Linked DNA regions of Mus musculus: region 1 is linked to region 2. The links are chromatin loops, found by intact Hi-C in ENCODE. Cell type or tissue: left cerebral cortex. All regions are shown on one strand. Region 1 overlaps Bclaf1 (BCL2-associated transcription factor 1). Region 2 overlaps Ahi1 (Abelson helper integration site 1).

Evidence for each region. Hi-C counts contacts between places; a loop is a spot of excess contacts. Peaks named below come from ENCODE experiments on the same cell type or tissue, not always from the same donor. Only the 100,000 strongest peaks of a DNase experiment are listed, where the experiment ranks them.
Region 1: it touches region 2 in a loop (3-fold over the local background); 2 of 42 quality-filtered maps call a loop at or near these places.

The regions. Positions count from the first base shown.
Region 1 is chr10:20,337,051-20,339,550 of GRCm38, forward strand. All of the region lies in intron 11 of Bclaf1 (BCL2-associated transcription factor 1), which reads left to right. Among named protein-coding and RNA genes, the nearest start is that of Mtfr2, 9.5 kb to the right of the region's middle. In left cerebral cortex, no CTCF peak of the experiment used is centred here; a DNase peak (open chromatin) is centred at 1,018.
Region 2 is chr10:20,975,002-20,977,501 of GRCm38, forward strand. It overlaps Ahi1 (Abelson helper integration site 1), which reads left to right. Exons shown (of 24, transcript NM_026203.3): 10 at 1,996-2,119. Among named protein-coding and RNA genes, the nearest start is that of Ahi1, 24 kb to the left of the region's middle. In left cerebral cortex, a CTCF peak has its summit at 1,151 (motif pointing right); no DNase peak of the experiment used is centred here.

The sequences.
Region 1 (2,500 bases), 640 kb before region 2:
TCCCAGCATTCAGGCAGGAGGGTAGACCTAAGTTTGGGGTCTAACATGTGTTACACAATGACCCACTCTCAGACATGAAATAAGATAGTTTTTTTTAAATTTCCCTTTTGAGTTGAGGCCATTCTATTTTCACAGATGACCAGTAATTCAGTTACTGAGTAGTTTGACTGTTGAGCTAGTAAGAGTGGGATTCATATTTAATGCCATGCACTGCAGTCCAATCCGAATTTCTCATTTGTCATCTTCATCTTACCCTGATTAAATAATTACGAGTGTTTGTTACGTTCTTCAGTTTGTCATAAACCTTGGCTTTGTAGAAGGGAGGGTGTGATAATCAATAGGAAGGGTTCTAGGGAGATCCCAGTGTCAGGTAGATCCTGAGAGACCAATAGGAGGAGTTGGAACAAGTGAGAAATACGGAGTTGGCAAGTTGTCAGGACAAGGAAGGCAGTGGAAACACGTAGGGACTGATGACGACTCAAAATTTAGTTTTTAAAACTCTATACTTCGTTAATTAATTAATTAATTAATTGGAAGAGATTGAGACAGGATCTTAACTCTATAGACCAGGCTAACTTTGAAATGCAGATTCCTGTTGGCTGAATGTTGGCATTATAGGTTTGCATTCCTAGAAAAACTTGATTTAATTGTGTTAAGTGGAGAGAGATGGATGCTGGAGATCTTGAGTCCATTATAGATTTCTTTTTAAAAAGAAAAAAAGCCATTCTGACTGTTAGGTAAATATTTAACTGTCATCTGTGAAAAATTAATTCTGAAAACTAGGAGACTCAAATTTTGAATGTAAGAATTTGAAAATTAAGACTGTTTCCAGTGGCTGAGGGCACCTCAGTGGTTAGAACATTGGAATTTCTAAGAACCCCATACAAATGCTGGGTTTGTGGTCTGAGGGCCTATCTGTCTCCAGCGTCTCCAGTCACACCTTCCACAGGCATGTACATACCCCTGTATCGGCACCCGTACATATGCTCACACATGGAAATGGGAAAGAAGAAAAGTAGCATTTTTAGTATCCACCCACCGTTTCACATAGTTGCTGTTGGAATGAATGTACTCTGAAAGAAACAGCTTAGTCTCCTGGGGTTCTAGTTTCTTTTGTTTGTTTGTTTGTTTGTTATTCGAGACAGGGTTTCTCTGTAGCCCTGGCTGTCCTGGAACTCACTCTATAGACCTCCAGCTCCGAAATTCGCCTGCCTCTGCCTCCCAAGTGCTGGGATTAAAGGCCTGTGCCACCACCGCCCAGCTCTAGTTTCTTTTTACTTAAAATTTCAAATGAGTTTATATCTAAAAGTAATGACTAATCTGACTGGCAACCAGCCTTTTCCATTTCTATTCTAAGTTGCCTGATCTGGGAACTCATTTACTGCCATCGGGATTTGTGGGAAATAGATAGTGGTCAGTAAAGAGTTTCCGGGTTTTTTGTCTGTTTTCTCTGTTTTATAGGATAAGAAGAGATAGTCATAGTATACCTGCTTCTAAAGATTGGATGAGTGATTACAAGTATTCAGAGCAGCGTGTCACTGTACTTAGTAAGCACTGTAGACAAACCTAGTAAGCACTCTAGACTTAGTAAGTAAGGACTATAGACAAACGTTGAATCCTTGCTTGGTAGACCCTGGACCAAGTGCATTTTAGTGAATCTTTACTGTTCCTTCTAGGCTGTCTCTCTGGTTTCTGTTGAAGGTGTAATGGCAGGTCCTTTTTTCAGAACTTGTTTCCTTCTTGCTACACATTCAAAGATCATTAAAAGCAACATCAAACAAGGCTCTAAAAATGAGTGTTAGTGGCATAAGGGAGCATGAAACAATGTAACTGAGGAGATACCATTTGGAGTGGCTCTCTTGGGAAGTCTGTACTTTCTGTATAGTCTCAGAAGTCATTCTTTATGGAGTCATGCACAACCCCACCTACAGTCTTCATTGTTTGGTAAAAGTGTCAAAAGATACAAGATATTAACAGCTTGTATTAAAACTGTTCTTTCAAACAGCTTAATATCTGCACGTATAATTCTAATTTTTAAGTTATATAAGAAGTTAATCTATACAAATGCTGCTTATGCACAAAGGCATACTCTGTTTTGAAAACAGTCTTTGTGACACATTTTAAAAGATTTTAGTGAGTTGGGTAGTTGCTCAATTCAAGTACTTAAAAGCCCATGCAACATGACTTCTGTCTTGTGTTTGCTTCCTTGTAAAGGGCCATTGTTTGTTTCACTTTGTCTCATAGTGGGCAGATGTAGTCAGTTAATGTGATAGGACCTTTAGCCTTTTCTACTGGGTTTTGGAATGGGAATACTTTACATACTTTTCAGCTATGAAGATTGTTTTACTTAATAGAATAGTCTATAAGTTGGGGAGTAACTGTTTACATATATTTATTAAAAAATGCAGTTTGGGATGTACTAGCCTCACTGTAAAAGAAAACAGCCGAGATAAGTTGCCTCAAGCCTGTGCTGTTATGATTTACCATGGAAACGCCTCGC
Region 2 (2,500 bases):
GGTAAAGATCCTTTCCCAATCTGTTGGTGGTCTTTTTGTCTTATTGACAGTGTCTTTTGCCTTGCAGAAGCTTTGCAGTTTCATGAGGTCCCATTTGTCAATTCTCGATCTTACAGCACAAGCCATTGCTGTTCTATTCAGGAATTTTCCCCCTGCGCCCATATCTTCAAGGCTTTTCCCCACTTTCTCCTCTATAAGTTTCAGTGTCTCTGGTTTTATGTGAAGTTCCTTGGTCCACTTAGATTTGACCTTAGTACAAGGAGATAGGAATGGATCGATTCGCATTCTTCTACATGATAAAAGCAAGAAGGTAATCCCTCAACAAACCTAAAACAAGACAGCCACAAGAACAGAATGCCAACTTTAACAACAAAAATAATAGGAAGCAACAATTACTTTTCCTTAATATCTCTTACAATGGACTCAACTCCCCAATAAAAAGACATAGACTAACAGACTGGCTACAGAAACAGGACCCAACATTTTGCTGCTTACAGGAAACCCATCTCAGGGAAAAAGACAGACACTACCTCAGAATGAAAGGCTGGAAAACAATTTTCCAAGCAAATGGTCTGAAGAAACAAGCTGGAGTAGCCATTCTAATATGGAATAAAATCGATACCTGTGTGGGGAACCTAGATTCTCAGCAGTATTTTGAATCTGGTTTATATGTTGTGTTCTTTGAGTAAGCTTCTGATCCCCAGCTGGTGTCAACCCCTCAGGCAGCCACAGTGTCAAGTGATGCCACTGGCTGCTCAAATGCACACTGGAGTTGGGATGTTTGTCTGAAGCACACAAAGCCATGCTAAGTAAGCCTTGGATCTGACAGGTCATGAAATCGGGTCAAGTCTTTGGAACTGAAGTTTTCAGGGAGTCCAGAGCTCTAGTCCTATCCTGCCTCACTGAGTAGTTTCTGGACTCGTGAGTTTCACTGTTTGCAAGGTTGCGTGAGTGTGTAGGGAGGAGGAACTAGACAGTTGTGGCAATACAAAGCTGATGTCTGTACTGAGAGTCAGACCTTTTCTCAGGAAAGTGCTCCCCAGCAAGCGAGCATTGCCAGGTAATTCCCAGAGTTCTGTGGCCCTAAGGTTGGTTGCTCTTCCCTCTTATAGGTGGACTAGATTCCCAAAGTCCTCACTTGGTTAAAGCGCTGTTGATATTACCACTAGGTGGGAGTAGAGACTTGGCCCTGTTCTTATTAGCCATCCTACACAGTTTCTTTATTATTATTATTATATATTTTCTTCATTTACATTTCAAATGCTATCCTGAAAGTCCCCTATACCCTTCCCCTGCCCTGCGCCCCTACCCACCCACTCCCACTTCTTGGCCCTGGCATTCCCCTGTACTGGGGCATATAAAGTTTGCAAGATCAAGTGGCCTCTCTTCCCAATGATGCCCGACTAGGCCATCTTCTGATACATATGCAGCTAGAGACACGAGCTCTGGGGTACTGGTTAGTTCAGTTTCTTGAGCCCTAATACTGTTCACCATGCTCTGTCTGTCTGTCTATCTGTCAAGTTCACTCGCTGCACACCCCACTATGCTCTTCCTCACAATGGAACAGTTACATCCATCTCATTACATCCAGAACTTTTTAGAATTTGATTTTTTTAGAAGGAAATAATACCTTATTCATGAACCACCAACATGTAAGTTGTTAAGTACTTAAAATGAAGTACAATATAAATTTTTATTTATTTCTTGCTAATTATGAAAAGTGCTTTTGGGATTCTCACAATGTGAGCAACTGAGAGTACATTAAAGAATATTGTCAACATATAGCACATATAAAATGGTCTGTAAACTTAAAATTAAAGCAAATGAAAAACAGTTCTTGAGTGTATTTTGAAGTTGTGTTAATATTACAAATATTTTTGGCTTTAATTTTACAGATAGTACTTAATTTTTATCTAAATTACTATAAGTTGTGTGTTTATATATTTGTTGAATTAAAGACCTCTTAGAAATTTAATTTTTAAATATTTTTATTAGTATATGAAATTCCTTCTGGACGTTTTATGAGAGAATTGTGTGGCCACCTCAATATCATTTATGATCTCGACTGGTCAAAAGACGATCGCTATCTCGTTACTTCATCCTCTGACGGCACTGCCAGGTTAGTATATATTCAGGAAGAACTTACCGCAAATGCTGTTTGCCATCAAGGAAAGGTACGAGAATATAAAGAGACACATATGCCCCTGACATCATAGCTGTGCACCGTGCACACTGACAGGTTAACAACAGTAAAATTTATGGCAAGTCATATCTTTTATTTGTGTAATATGTATCATTTCTGGCTCTTGCTGTCTTTCAATGATTATATGTAAGCTGCTAATTAATATCTTGCAGAAGGTTAAATGTTTGAGGTTTGTCCTGTATGTATGTGAGGATTCTGTCTTCATTATAGGCTTGACATGGGGGCTTGAATCCATTGGTCAGAGTAAACCAAGTAGATACTCAGTTACACACCCTAGAGTGTTATAAATTGTAAATA